Linked DNA regions of Homo sapiens: region 2 is linked to region 1. The links are chromatin loops, found by intact Hi-C in ENCODE. Cell type or tissue: A673. All regions are shown on one strand.

Region 1 (8,000 bases):
TGTAAACACATTATTTTCTTTATTAAAGAGGCTTTTCTTGCTTGAAAACATTTTTGAAAATTGCCACTGGCCAGGTGTGGTGGCTCACACCTATAATCCTAGCACTTTGGGATGCTGAGGTGGAAGCTTGGGCAACATAGCAAGACCATATCTCTTAAAAAAAAAAAAAAGAAAAAGAAAAAAAGAAAATGGCCACTTCTTTTGGTATATTTAAGATATCTTCACATTTCATTTCGCATTTTGTTTTACTAAATAATTAACTATGTAAAATAGTTTGATTAGGAGAGGAAGCTTTTTATATTTCTGTTTTTAGCAGACATCAAATTCTGGTGATAAATATTATAATTTAGTCTGACCTTGGCCTGAGGTTTATAAAGAAATACTGTTAAACATTGCTTTCTGTTCAGGTAAATATATACACAGAAATAGAATAGTATACTCTCCTGCAAAAGAATGTTATTTACTTTCATTTTGAAGGATGTTGTCTTAAGCCTGTTTTTCTGAACTCCACTTAATGACCCACACTGATGCTCTGGTTTGACAAACAAAATCTTCAGATTTGATGATTTTGTTAATTTCTAGAGCAGGCTCAGGTGAAAATATCAGCCAGTGATTCTGAGGTGTTGCATTCCTATTTTTAAAGCAGTCATTAGGTAGGACTGATGTAGGCAATGAAATAGGATTTCAGTTTGTAAATTAAGTCTTTAGTACTCTTGACATTTTCAGCATTTTAAAATCATTTTATTTTACAATAATTCCATCTTTTATATGAATCCATCAATTATATTTCATATGAGAAGTGAAATAACAATTGTGTATTCCTCCATGGTTAGGGGTTCTGAATAATGGCTTAAATCAGATGGGTTATCAACTTTATGACCTAGCCCAGTTGCTGGTATCTCAAATCCGTTTTAACAAATATGCACTCGGGTAGTGGAAGCTTTAGATATTAAAAAAATAAAAGCCCTCACTGACAAAGTGGCAATAAATTATTAAAATGCTATGTTTTTGGAATTCAGGTAGATTCTTTTTGAGACCATCATAGAGAGGAATAGAACTTTGCTGTCCTTTTTGTTTTCCTTATCCATGCTTTTGTCTCACAGCAAAATATACTATGACTCTATTTTAAAAAATGGTCTACCTGTCTGTGAACTTCTGTCTCTTGCAACTGGAAATTTTGCTTGTGTCTGTCTGCAAAAGAGGGAAACAAATAGATATCAGGGATTTATAAAAGCTATCTCAATATTATGACATACTAGTTTACAATGTTTGTCAATTTCAGGTACTTTTGACAACTGTGAAACCGGAAGAATGATGGTTGATGTTCAAAGAGAGAGTTTTATTTATATGGAGCTAAATTAAAAAAATTTTCATCAGCTCTAAGATTCTTAGACTTAGAGTCTTTCTGTGGTGATTTTATTGTCCCAGTTTTCCTTTCTTTGGGGAAGAATTAGTAGTAGTTTTTATTTAAAATGTCCAGTTCTTTCTATGTAATATCAGAATGTTTTGGAAATTCTAGTATGTCAGTGTCTAAACTATGTGTCTTGGTTGCTGCATATACTTGGAAGTTGCATAAAATTGTTAATATTTGTATTCAGAGTTTTAGTTTGGAAAAAATGGTCATTGTCTTATTGGTCCCTAGCTCAATGCCTTGCTTATTAAATGCACTGAATAAATTCTTTTGAATGAGATGGATATTGTAAAATTCTCATGTGCCTCCTGAAGCCTTCTAAATTGTTTTTATTTTGAGTGTATTATATTAAGTTCCATTTGTAACTGGTTCTGTATGGTGACTGGCGAATTGGAGTGCTTCTTTCTCCAGCCCAATCAGGGCATGGAGTATGAGAAGGAGGCATTAATAAGGTTACACAATTAGAATGAGAGCTGTTCTGTTCGGTCACTTGAACTCACTTTGTCCCTGCTGAATGTAAAAGGCTAAGTTCTATTCAATTTAATTTATTTGCTTGAACCTGACAGCTGTCTTTCAGTTTTTATTGTATTCCCCTTTAGGCTGGTCAATTTCTGACAAATGAGAAAAAATATGTTAATCACTGAGTGTTTGATTATTGGATGATTTGTGTATTTTAGTTATTGTCTAGATTTGGACTTGAAGATAAAATGACCTGGTAAATTTCATGAAAAAGAACAAATTGGAAAAAACCTCTTTCCCTGTTTACATCTCAATATATCATTTCCTATAATGCTTCTGTAATCCAGAAATGCTGCCTTCTCCAACATGACCTCCTTCCCTTCTCTGGCCCCCAAAATGTCATTGGATGCCATCCAGTGGAAAGATACATGGGCTATGAAAAGTTAAGAAAAAGGTGGCACTAACGCTGCTGTCTCCTTAGATTCTCACAAGTGGGCTTTGAGCCATCCGTTGACATTTGTTTTTAAAACATCTTGTAAGTTATGCTGTTTTATCAAGTTAAATTAAAAGCAAGATATATTCTTAAAAAGATGGAACCTGAGTCAGGAATTCAAGTTTGTTTTATTTTTTGTTTGCTTTTTACAAAGGAATTTGATTTTAAAAAATGATAAATCTGGCATTGTTGGTTCATGTATATTTAATGCTATTAAAGTTACACACATTCCTGTTCTGCTGGGCCTGATTATTGGGATAACAAATGTTCTCCTGATCATTCAGTTCTCTTCTTTCGAGCTTCAGTTCAGAAGTTACCTCCTTTGAGACCTGCATCTCCTGACACCTTCACTTAGAATAAAGGAATTGAGCCTCTTCCTTCTCACAGAGGACACCTTGATAAGAGCATGTTGCTGTGATGACTTGTTTCCTTGTCTGCCTCTCCTCCCCAGGAGGTGGAAAGTCCTAGAGACAGAAGTTCTATCTACTTTTGTGTCTTTAGCTCTAGCACAGGGCCTGCTGTAGAATAGGCATTTGATACATAGTTGTTACAGGAATGAAATAACAAAGGATAAGATGGATTTAAATTTCTAAATTATGGGGTTCCTTTATGTTTTGAAATTTTGTCAATCTTAAATCGTGATCAGTACACAAATGTCTGATGAGTCTTGACTTGTAAGCTCCAGTCTTTGTAGAAGTGTGTTTTCCTGTGAGTTTTTGAAGTGCTGTATTTTATTAACTGGCATTATATGGATTTTGCTCGGTAGCCAGCATGCAGAAGCATAACTGGCAGAAGTGGCCTTCCCATAGGGAGTGCTTGACTTTTAATGGATTATTGTCACAAGGTGTATAGGTTGATTTCCTCAAAGGTGAGTGATGGTTTCTTTCTCAGGAAGACAGGTGATGATACTAAATTGAGGGGAGAGCCATTTGACAAGCATATGGGAGGCCCATATTAGTCTTCACAATGTGCAAATTCAAATGAATAAAAATGTATAAGATTAGGAATTAGAACAGAGATTAAAACATACTGTACACCCCGATAGGTGATAACTTACTGTGTATATACCAATAAAAAATCTTCAGGCCCATCACGAGTACAGGCTGCTCATGAGTCACCTCTCCTGATGGCATGTCTGCATGGTGAGTGTTTTTAGAAAAGCTCAGTACTGGACTCCACACCAACAGAGTGGCAGTATAGTGAGGCACTTGCTCTTAGTCCCATCCTTACAGAAGACCGCTAAAGCTGCGCTACCCCAGATGTGGTTGTATGACTTCTGGTTAAAGAAAGCCAGCTGGGCCTTTCCAAGCTCCATTTTATTTTTGTTCTGAATGAATATTTCCAGTCTCTCACATGGGCCGGGATATACTTTGTCTCACTAACACAGAAATACTTTCATTTCAAAGAGTTGAAGACTAAGGAAACTATAGTTTCCTACATAAAATCTCACTGTTAGCTTCTGTTGATTTGCATTCAGCAACCAGGAGGGAATCTCTGTTGTCCTCGCCTCTGGTCAGAATTCTCCCTGAGTACTCTATCTCGTTCCACGTGCCCTTCCAGAAACGGATGTGTTAAATTTTGGAGTATGTTTTACAAAACAGTCCCCAAGATGATTAAAGGACTTTAAATAAATTGTGACAGGAAGTGAGAGATTATTCAGTCTGAACAAAAAAGGGTGAGTGGTGATTTAACTAGAGGCTTCAAATATTAGAAAGTCTCTTTCTGTAGTGGATCATACTCAGAAGTTGTTCATCACCCCAGTCAACTAAAGAAGAGAAAATATTTAGAAGCATCAGAGAATTAGGTGATTTTTAAAAAAATTTAACCAGTTAGGGGCATTTAACATTGGGATGGTTTATGGGAATCTTCTGAATGGAGAGAATAGATGATTCTTATTTATTTTTGTTGTAAATGTGAACTTTATGTGTGCTGAAGAATAGTCTAAGCCTAAAATTATGGCATTTTGAAGCTGGAAGGAACCATGGAAATCTAATTTTCTGTCTGGCTCAGAACCCTCTATTTGCTGGGGAGAAGGATTGGGGGATGTAGGGGAGACCTTTGATCTCTTACACTTGCTCATGCCTGAATTTAGGCCTACAAATGAGACTCCCAGAATTGGAAGGTACACCAGAATTCTAGCTTAGGCTATCTCTAATGTGGAACTCCCTCTCCAGCCTCTCTGATGGATAGAATCCCGCCCCTGCATGTACACATCTAGTGAGAGGCAGCTCCCTATTCCATATACCTCTCACTCCATCCTGGACAAGTCTGCTTTGAAGAAATATTTTCTTATTCTTGATTACAATCTGATGCTTTGAATATATATTACTTGTTCTTAGCATTGTCCTACAGAATTCCATAGAATAAGTCTTACCTGTTTGCCTCCAGAGAGCTCATTTGCTATTAAAAACAGCTTTCTTTTTTTTTTTTTTTCATTTTTTTTTTAAGACAGTTTCACTCTGTTGCCCAGGCTGGAGTGCAGTGGCACGATCTTGGCTCACTGCAACCTCCGGCTCCTGAAGTTCAAACGATTCTTGTGCCTCAGTCTCCCCAGTAACTGGGACTACAGGCATGCGCCACCATGCCTGGCTAATTTTTTTGTATTTTTAGTAGAGATGGGTTTCACTATGTTGGTCAAGCTGGTCTTGAACTCCTGACCTCAAGTGATCCACCTGCCTTGGCCTCCCAAAGTGCTGGGATTACAGGCGTGAGCCACTGCGGCCGGCCAGCTTTCTTGTTCTTAAGTCTTCTAGCTATTCCTCACCCAGCATGTTTTTGTTTGCTTTTTTTTTGGAGGTGGGGGACAAAGTTTTGCTCTTGTTGCCCAGGCTGGAGCCCAGTGGTGTGATCTTGGCTCATTGCAAGCTCCGCCTCCTGGATTCAAGCCATTCTTCCACCTCAGCCTCCCAAGTAGCTGGGACTACAGGCATTTGCCACCATGCCTGGCTAATTTTTGTGTGTGTGTGTATTTTTAGTAGAGATGGGGTTTCACCATATTGACCAGGCTGGTCTTGAACTCCTGACCTCAGGTGATCCACCCACCTCGGCCTCCCAAAGTGCTGGGATTACAAGTGTGAGCCACCATGCCCGGCCAGTTTCTAGGTCCTCCTCCATCCTAGGAGTCTACCTTTAAATCCAGGTCAGTCTATTGGAGTCCCTTGAAAATGGAGAAGTGAACAAAGGTTGATCTTGACTGACTTCTTCCATGGAACCTCCAGCATCTTGTGCTCTCTTCCTTGGTACTCTTGCTTGCCCTTCTGTGTCCTCATGCCAACTTGGAACTCAGAAGTCTTTCATAGGTGGGCCCAGTTTAGCATCCCGAGATACCCTTTGGGAGGGTGAGGATTGCCAGTCATGATGCTCTTAGTTCTCATGCCTTTCCCATTGAAATTCCCTTGTTATTTTTTCCCAGAACTTAGGCAGTTTCAAGTTGTCAAACGCCTAATCTGGTCTATAAGTAGAAGTCTGTAAAACCTAGATAGCAGACGCGTTTTAACAGTGACTTTCTAAAGGCATTGCTCTCACCTTTCATTTATAATACAGGCAAGTAATAAAGACAGGATGAAAGCATAGCACCATGTGGTGATAGTGGGGCTATTGAGAGACAGGCCATGCCCCCTTTATTTGCTTTTCAAATCATGCCACAAAGACAGCTAGCTCAGCACCTCACTTGACCAGAGCCAAACCTGCCTCTTCTGCTTGCTTTCACTTGTGCCTAATCTTTGAAGATTGTCTGCTCCTAACGCCATTGAATTTGGCAAATGTAGTAAAATTGGTTGTAATTTGATAACTAGTTTCAGTTTCACTGAGATATGAAGGAGACCAGTGGCTTCCAACTATGGTGTCAACACAGTGTTGTGTTAAACTCAGCTGTGAGGTATTAACAGCTACTGATAACCTAAAGAAGTTTGCAGATGACTTATTTTAAGATATCTACGTATAAACGAGAGTGGATTTACGTTCAACCCTAAAATGCTACTTTCACTTGCATTCTGACATGAAGGGATGGAGCTGCAACTGTCATGGTGGGCATTTTGTATAAATTGCAGTTGCTTGATCTTACTGATAAGTCTTTAATCACAGTGGAAATTACATATGTGTGTATTTCCCTGAACATTTTTTTTTATAGTGGTTCATTAGAATCTGGATTTGTTTATCCTAGTGTTTCGTAGAAGTGAATGTTATATCATGTATATCTCTGGGGGGAAGAAAGGCCGAGACCTGTCATGGGAGACTGTGCCTTTGCTAGCCAGTCTGTAAATTGAATAATCTTGAAACATTTAGGTAGGCACATTTGGGGTGACTTCAAAGTGCTTTATGAAGTCTTCTCTCCTCACACATCTCCAGAGACTACCATACCTGAAATTTCATGATTGTTTAAGATAAGAATTGCTTTTTTGATAGATATTTCAGAAGTAACTGATATTTAAAACATAATTAACTGACTAATTTAAATTTTTTTCCTTTTGGGTAATGTTGAATCTAGGAAAAAAATCCTGTTATTCAGGAGCCTTTTTGAGAGTTAACTTTCATGCTTCTTTTTAAATCCATATCCCATGCCTCTTTGAAATTGTCACTCGGGGGTTGGGCGCGGTGGCTCACACTTGTAATTCCAGCACTTTGGGAGGCCGGGTGGGTGGATCTCCTGCGGTCAGGAGTTTTAGACCAGCCTGGCCAACATGGCAAAAAATCATTTCCACTAAAAATATAAAAATTAGCTGTGCGTGGTGTCATGCGCCTGTAATCCCAGCTACTTGGGAGGCTGAGGCAAGAGAATCGCTTGAACCTGGGAGGTGGAGGTTGCAGTGAGCAGAGATCACGACATTGCACTCAAGCCTGGGCGACAAGAGTGAAACTCTGCCTCAAAAAAAAAAAAAGTGTCACTTGGTTTTCTATATGTCCTTATTTCCCATATGATATAATCTCCTGCTCGGTAAGTAGATTATTTGGTTGAGTGTAAAATGGCTGTTAAAAAGATACTGCTTCTACTTATTAAGCCATCCATCTACCCATCCTGCTCACGTATGTGTCAGACTTTTAGTGCCCACTGCGTGTGTGGCTCTGCACTGTGTTCTTGGGGTCTAACATAATGTAGGCAATCTGAAGGTTACTGTCCAGTGTGGGAAGCAAAAGGAAATCACGGTATAAGTTTTGCTTTCTTTAATAGCAGAAGGGGCTACATCCTACTGTGGGAATGCAGAAAAGGGAGTGATAAGCTGCCTTCATAGACTGTGCTTTCATTTTTTGCAAAAGTAAATGTAATCAATATGAATTTGTGGAAAGTGTAGCATATATTGCCATGTGTTATGACTTTGAGCTTATTTTAAAATAAAGATGGATGCCTGTTTCTGCCTAACATGTTAGTCAGTGTTATCAAAGACAAGAGGCAGACCATTCATTCACTCATTTCCAAAACACTGAATGCCATTCTGTGCCTAGCGCTATACAAGACATCGGAAATTCAGTGTCAATAAGTCTTTGCTTTCCAATCAACAGGGACGATTTTAATTATAGATTGTCTTCCTATTAAGTATGAATTTTAGCAGGTATTAAAATTAGTTTGATAATATGAGAAAAAAATGAAGATTGAGGCCGGGTGCAGTGGCTCATGCCTGTAATCCCAATACTTTGGGAGGC
Region 2 (8,000 bases), 160 kb after region 1:
GGGCTTTTCTGTGTATTTTTATCAAATCCTGCTTTTAGATTCCAGATTATACTTATTTGAGGAAAGTTAAAAATTGACAAAACTATTCGCATAACAGAGGAACCTCCACTTTATTTTTACTAAAATAAATTTTAAAACACTTTTGTTTTCCCTTTATATTCTAAGTTATGTAAATTTCATTTCTTTGAAATATATTATTTTATTTGAGCTTTGTTATGTTACCTTTGTAGACCTTGTTTTAAAAAGGATCCTCAGGTTTTTAGAGTATTGAGTATTTGATATCTTTTCTGATGTTAAATTCCTTCTACTTAGTAGCCATCAACATATTTATAAATGCCCATAATATACCCAGTAAAAGTCTGTGAAAGTCGAGATACTTAGTATGTTATTTTTTTAATTTTAATATGGTGATCATAAACTTGTGATGGTCTACCAATTTGAAAAAATTCTCATGAAAAGCTAGTAAAGGGGAAAAAAGTACTTACCAATATTATTTTAACATTCTTAAATATTTTTAAAAAATTATCAAAGCAACACTTATTCTATTTTATTTTATTTTATTATTTTTAGAGACAGGGTCTTGCTTTGTCACTCACCTGGAATGTAGTGGTGCAATCATAGCTCACGGTAACCCTGAACTCCTGGGCTAAAGCGACCCTCCCATATCAACTTCCTAAGTAGCTGGGACTATTATGTAGTAATATAGTGTGCTAATGAGGTGCACACCACCATGCCCTGCTAAATTTTATTTTTTTGTAGAGACTCACTATGTTGCCTAGGATGGTCTTGAACTCCTGGCCACAAGTGTTCCTCCCTCCTTGGCCCCCCAAAGTGCTGGGATTACAGGTGTGAGCCACTGCGCCTGGCCAAAGCAGTATTTATTACCCTAACATCATCATGACCCGTAAACCTAATTTACCATTAGTTTAGGTTATGGGTAGCTCTCAAATTCCCAGTATGAGAATATTGTTGGTGAATTCTCTATTACCAGGGTTACTGTAGTAAGATATAATGCTAATTATTGATTCAAAATAAGAAATTTCAGTAATTATCAGGGAAGGTCAACTTCCAGAATAAATTTAAGGCATACAATTATAAATAATAGGAAATACAACTTAACTGTCAGATGTCCACAGGCAGTAGGTTAAATGTGGATTCACATGCAGGCCTTTTAAAAATGGCCTGCAAGGAGAGTGGTTTTATTTTCACAGTCTGTCCTTTTTTGTCTCAGTTATGATTTTTGCTAGCTCCCTAGTGACCCATAGCTATGTTTTAGCTTTTTACCAATTCTTAGATCATGAGTAGAACCCACTTGTTAATTATGGGTGCCAAATTGGATGATACTACAATTTATCCTTCAAACTGGTACACTTTTGAAAGTAAACAGGGAAGCTGTTACTAATTATACTACCACAGCACATTTAATCCAGGACTGTTCCAGATAAACAGGGATATTAGGTTTTCCTAGTACTATGCCTCGAAGGTCCCCAGTTTCCACCTCTGCTCATCTCTGCTAGATGTGACCACATGTTCTTAATGTTGGCCAACTTGCACATATAACTTTGGGTGCATTAATCATGGTCCTATCATTTTTGGGTGACTACAGAATGATGTACTACAAGTGCAGATTATAACTATCTGCACTAACAGTATGGAGGTGACTTCATATAAATAATATTTTACATGTAGGTTTTGAGTATGTTTGTATTTGAATGTAGACCTGAGTGATTCTTCAGAAATTAATACAGTAAAACATTAGAAATTTAGGACAGTGATGGTGGAGTGGGTCAGTTAGATGTGAAAAATTGTAAGAAAACATTTCTTCTAGACATGGAAGAATAGGCATTAAGATTGACAAATTATCTTGATTCAAATATTTTAAAATATTTTTAGAATTTGTATTTATTAAGTATTTACCCTGAAATAAGTACTGCACGAAGCATATTCATTCAGTATTGTCCAGTTGCTCTTAGCATGAAGTCACTGGTGTCACCTTGATGGCAGTGATGAGACAAATTACTTGTTTCACCTCTTTAAACATCAGATAGATTGCTGGGGACAAAGAGACAGCATGGCTTCCAACCATTACACAAGTCCCCCTTCTGCAGCCAGGATCATGTCTAGGATGATGCAGTTATGGAAGACAGCATGCTGAGTTTCTATTAATTTGATGAATCACCAAATTGAGACCAGTGGTGGTGGTGTCCAGGGACAAAGTGAATTGCTTCAGCAGTGGGTAGATAACCCACTGTTTTTCAGTTAACTTTTTCAGCAAGGTAATAATTTCCTTGGGATGGTATCCAAAGGGTGGCAAACCTCTCCCTAAAAGTAGTGTAGATGAAATCTAGGCTCAGTTCTGTAGCTATTTTCTTTAACTAGCACTCTAGGAACCACTCTAGGAACCAATATTACACTTACATGAGGACTTGTGATGACCTGGACACCTCTTTTGTTTTCTACGATGAGAGTGAGATGAAATGGAGGGGGAGTGGGTGATCGTTCGAGAGATAGTTCAAGAAAGAGAAGAAAATTGTGGGGAGTCAAATATGATGAAGGGATTTGTAAGATTGGTGATAACAAGAAACAGTTGATTTGACCAATAGACTTAGGTTCCACAGACAAAATAAGAATCATTGAGAGTTAGCCAGGGGTCATAGAAATAATTATCTGCTGACTAAGAGTGACCAGGGAATGCTAGTTTTGAAGATGAGGAAAGGATTTGTCAGAGGTGGTTTATGTGTGGTTGGATTGAATCTGAGGAATTAGGACAAGAGGGGCAATAGTAACACTTCCATTAATATGAGGGCTGTGTGAAGAACACTTACCAACTTGAGGGTTTTATGTTAGATTTAGTGATGTCTAGGTGTCATGACAAATGTAAATGCTTATTTCTAGAAAGGGACCAGTGGTAAAATTATGATGGGAATAGACATGGCCTTTTTGAGGATAGACCTTTAGAGGTTTCGGAGTTGACTTACTCTGGATAATTATGCAATTTAGAATGGTAAAGGCAAAGAGAGGAAGGGTTTTAGCAAAATATGTATCCTGATTGGTCAAAGGACTCTGGGAGCACAGTACCAAAAGTCTGTCCAGTAGAGGTCAATGGGAGACAGTGTGACTATATTTGTTAGATAGAATACATTATTTTCAGGGGCAGTATGACCATGATTTTAAATAAAAATTTCAGATGTAAAGGTAAGTCTTTTTTGGAGCAGATTTTGATTTTTTGCTTAATTAATCAAGGCCTAATGCTAAAACTGTTAAGTATTCATCATGCTACTGACAAATAAAATCTGAATATTTGCATATAAAGTAAAACTGAAACATGGATTCATGCTTGTGTTCTAGATTCTTTCACATAACAACTGCATTTTATGTGTAATGGGCATGTTTTAAGGGTAATGCTTTGCCACCTAGTGAGAAGATCATTGGCTTTAGAATAAAACAGACATAGGCTCTAATCCTGCCCACAAGTTACCTAACATGCTCCTCATTTAAACTTCTGTGCAAGTGATTGAAATAATTTCTACTTTACAGTGCTGTGAGACTTGAGATAATGTTGAAAAGCTCCTCACGTAATAACTGATATGTAGTAGGAACTCAGTGACCAAAAAATATCACTTATTACCACTAAAATTGATCTATGTACATATATTCACTGAAACCTTCTGTAAATGGATGGATATATATGTTTATATTTAGTAAACAGAAAAAATAATATTTCTTGGTATATAGTAGTGTACTCTGGATAATGATAGTCATTGTTATAGGAATTGTGTTTTTTTTTTGTGCTTAATTCAACAGTCATTCCTGGTAAGATATATCAAAGATTTGCTGATGTATTCAGTACTTACTTCATATTTGCCCTTCTGATGTAAATCAGAAACAATTAAAATAATTTATAATAGAAAATTCAAAAATTCAATTCATAGAATTTATATAAACCTTTTCTTACTTTGTTTGATGTACTTTCTTAGCACCTGAATTCCACTTTTCATTTGACTCATATGAGTTGTTTGACATTTGTTTTGGTTCCAAGTAAAAGTATAGTTGTTTTGTTTAGGATCTTCTTGACATTACTGAACTACAATAATCCCTTTTTTTCCCAAGCTTAACAGGAAAAGGAGGGTGAAAATAATAGTATTAGTGAAAACTATTGTCTAAAAGTGATGAGAGTACAGGACTACTATGAATCAGGAATCCCGAGAGATTGTGCCAGTTCTGACAATGTCTTCCTGTAATTCATGAAGAGGTTATTCTAGGTGATCTCAAAGCCCTTGTTGGTTTTCATTCTATGAATGCATTTCTTACTCCAACTATATGTTACATGACTTCAAAGGGAATATCTTGATTAGTCTAATCAGGGTTTCCTCCTGCTACCCTTTAAAAACACCTCTGTGTCAAAGTAAGAGATAACCTCAACTTTTGTTATTGTGTGATTTAACTTCCCACCATATGATGAATTCCTGAACATTTTAAAACCACTAGTTTTATTTTTGTGAGTACTTCAATATCCAGAATGATTTCTGTCGTTAACGTAATGAAACTTCCACTCCTACATGTGTTTCTTTTGTCTTTAAAATATAGCAGGCCTGTTTCACAAAAACATTTTCTTATTTAAATATGCATGCTTTTATATTCTTCTCATATGAATAATATGTGAATTGACTACTTTTTAATTTGAATAATGTTGTGGCTATAGAAAAAAGCATGGTGAAAAGGGAATGGATTTAGGAATTTTAAGTAAAATATCCTAGTATATCGTATATCTATTGATATTTTATTGGTCACATTTTATTGGTGTTTGTCACATTTCACTGTGGTTTTTTGGGGGGGCTTCACAGTAGTTGTATTTTAGTCACAGTAATTAAAATTTAATAAACAGTTCTCTGTGATTTTCTCTATCTTGATTGTTCTCAAGGGTTAGTCATTTGCCCCATATGTCTGATAATTGGTCATACAAATCTCTGTTGCTAAATTCTTGACTTTGAAGAATGTTTGATTTTCTTCTGTGCTATTTTCTGCTCTAAATAGTCATATAATTTTACTTTTGGAAGAGAATTAGAGACTACTCCAGCTACTGGCCTTACAGATTAGGAGGCTTGGAGCAGTCAGGCACTGCCACTCACAGCTGGAAAGTGCTGAACTAGGCCCAGAACTCTGGTCTTCTAGATGCTCTTGTGGATTCTCTGCACCAGGTCCCCCGACCCTTCTTTGTTTGTCATCTATTTCCTTCCGAATAACAATGGAGAAGGTGATGACTTTACTTCTGCAGCACGTTATTGTTGCTTTTGCAATTTAATTTCTGTTGGCTGTATTAAAATTTAATGTTTGTATACACTAATACATTTAACAGTTATTCTTCAGCAATAGACATGAGTTTTTCTACTCACAAAAACCCTGTAGATCACATAATAACTGACCTTTTCCTACTGACCTTTAAATAAAGCAATCCCTTAATGTACTGCTCATTTTGTCCTTGACCCAGAGCTCACTTCTGCTTTCTTACATCATGTTTGGCAGCGGGACAGAGGTAATAACCTGAGAGGCGTGATGTTTGTGCCTTCCATGACTACCCCTGTTTAACTGCTGGGAAAGTTTCCCTCATCTTCTCCCGTAATTATTTTTAAATGTCTTCAGACTTGAGGGAGTAAGGTTTTGTGGAGACCATATAATGCTGATGGGAGTGTACTAGAGATATCCATTCTGTATTTCCTGTGGAAAATGGAATAAAATAGAATGTTTTCAGTTTCTTAAACTTAACTCCTCTGTGTGGTAGAATCAAAATCATTGTATTTATGCCTAAAGAGCAAACTACTCCACTCCTATACTGAGGTTTCTTACTGGCAATTCCTCTCCATTTGAAAATAGAAGATGTTTCATACACCAAAGAGCACTACTTTCTACCTGCTTCTTTCTCATCAACAATATAGGACAGACTCAGGCATACACATCTTTTAATATGGTATACAGCTGCAGAATTACAAAGAATTAATATGCATGTATCGTAGATAGCTTTAAGTCCCTTTGGACTCCTTAGATGCTCCTTTTTTCACCAACATTCTAATAGAGTTATAATACAGCATTGCAGCTGGAAGAAACATTAAGGCTAAAACCAAATCAGGTAGTATGTTGAAAGGAATGGTGGACCTGCCACTGACCAGCTGGAATAATCTTGGAGCAAATCACTTCAACTCCCTATGCCTCCATTTGCTCATTGATAAAATGCATCAGCTAACAAGGTACAAGAATTACCTGGTGATCCCTTTTCTCTGATTTCATTCAATTATAGTTGGCTATTACTCTTTCCCAGAAGTCTACCACAGGTCAGCCCCTAAGTTCTAATTCAAGCTGTCAACTTTAGTCTTCCCTTTAATTTCTCAGAAGTAAAACGTTTTTTCTTTTACAGGCCCCTTCCAGTTTCTATAGCTTCAGAAACAAAGATGATGTCATTCCAGCTTCTTCTTCCAAAAATTCTTTGTTTCTTTTCTTTAGTCTTTGTTTTAGGATTTGTTTTCAAGGCATTTACACCTTTTCTTTCTAGCATTATAGATTATCTTAGATCTTTGTTATGTCTCCAAATATTTTTCGGGACTTTAAGTCTTACCTTAGTCCTCTGACTTCCCCCTGAACATGGATTTCACAAAGTACACCCCTTTATAGCCATAGTGCCTGGATTCAACCCAGCTCTGTCACCTCCCAGCTCTGTGACTGTTCAAGTTACGTATACTGTGTTTCAGTGTCTACCTAGAGTTGTGGGGATTAAGTGAGTTAGTACCTGTCAAGCTCTTATAGCTGTCTGGCATATAGTAAGTGGTATTTGTGTGAGTGCCAGGCTTTACAATCTTACCGCAGGCTTTGTTCCCTTTCCCTATCTCACTATTCTTGGCCAACTGAGCATCTCACCTTCCCCAGACTTACACTTCATGTCCTTAGACTTTATATTCTTTTAGATTAAGAAGGATACCTCCATTGTCACCCACAGGCTCCCCTTAAATACTTTACAATATGTATAATTTTGTGTTTAGGTTTGCACACATATTCTTTATATTGTTGTCATCCTAAAAGTTATTCTCATAATACTTAAAGCTTTCATACATTGTTAGGAAGAAATGTTGTACTTAATTCAAGAAGATGTTTTAGAAAATATTTAAGCCAGATTATAAGAATACATAAATACAAAACGATGTATTATTTCTTTTAAAAATAAGTGTACCTAAAGTCATTGCACTTTAGTGAAGAATTCCCTAACCCCAATTAATTTTGTGATATCTTAATGAAAAAATTAACAAATGGTGTGGTTGTTTCACTTCCTTGAAAATACATCGTTTAGGTTCATGTTTCAAAAGAGCCAATTTTAAGCAATACTGAAGGAGACAATCTTATTGATAAAAACATAAATATTTAATAGAGCCATAGTATATTAAAAGATTTTGAAAATATAAAGTTGATTGATTTCAGTAACTTCCAAACTATTTGTTAACAACGTGGTTTTTTTTGTTAGTTTGTTTTTCTGGCGGGGTGGGGGGGGCGTAGTTTTTGTGTTTGTTTGTTTGTTTATTTGTTTTAAGAAAGGGTCTCATTCTGTTGCCCGGGCTGGAGTTCAGTGGTGTAGTCATAGCTCACAGCAGCCTCGAATGCCTGGGCTCAAGTGATCCTAATGCCTCAGCCTCCCAGGTAGCTGGGACTACAGGCACCCACCACCATTCCCAGCTAATTTTTAAATTTTTTTGTTGAGACAAGGTCTTGCTCTGCTGCCTAGACTGGTTTCAAAGTCGTGGCCTCAAGTGATCCTCCTACCTTGGCCTACCAAAATGTGAAGATTACAAGCATGATCCACCATGCTCTTTTTTTTCTTAATGAAATATTTAAATGCAAAATTCCAAATATAAAACAGAGAGGTTATTATTATATTAATTTAGCTAAATCAGGAATTTTTTTGATTGAAAAATTAAAATTATTTGGATGGAAGACATCTTTGCTAAACTGTTATTTAAAAC

What was found. Hi-C counts contacts between places; a loop is a spot of excess contacts. Peaks named below come from ENCODE experiments on the same cell type or tissue, not always from the same donor. Only the 100,000 strongest peaks of a DNase experiment are listed, where the experiment ranks them.
Region 2: a loop joins it to region 1, with 3 times the contacts of the local background. A loop is called at or near these places in 50 of 110 quality-filtered maps.

What each region holds. Positions count from the first base shown.
Region 1 is chr4:101,333,379-101,341,378 of GRCh38, reverse strand. All of the region lies in intron 1 of PPP3CA (protein phosphatase 3 catalytic subunit alpha), which reads left to right. Among named protein-coding and RNA genes, the nearest start is that of MIR1255A, 7.0 kb to the right of the region's middle. In A673, no CTCF peak of the experiment used is centred here; a DNase peak (open chromatin) is centred at 3,968; H3K27ac peaks cover 1,407 bases.
Region 2 is chr4:101,173,620-101,181,619 of GRCh38, reverse strand. All of the region lies in intron 2 of PPP3CA (protein phosphatase 3 catalytic subunit alpha), which reads left to right. Among named protein-coding and RNA genes, the nearest start is that of MIR8066, 63 kb to the left of the region's middle. In A673, no CTCF peak of the experiment used is centred here; no DNase peak of the experiment used is centred here.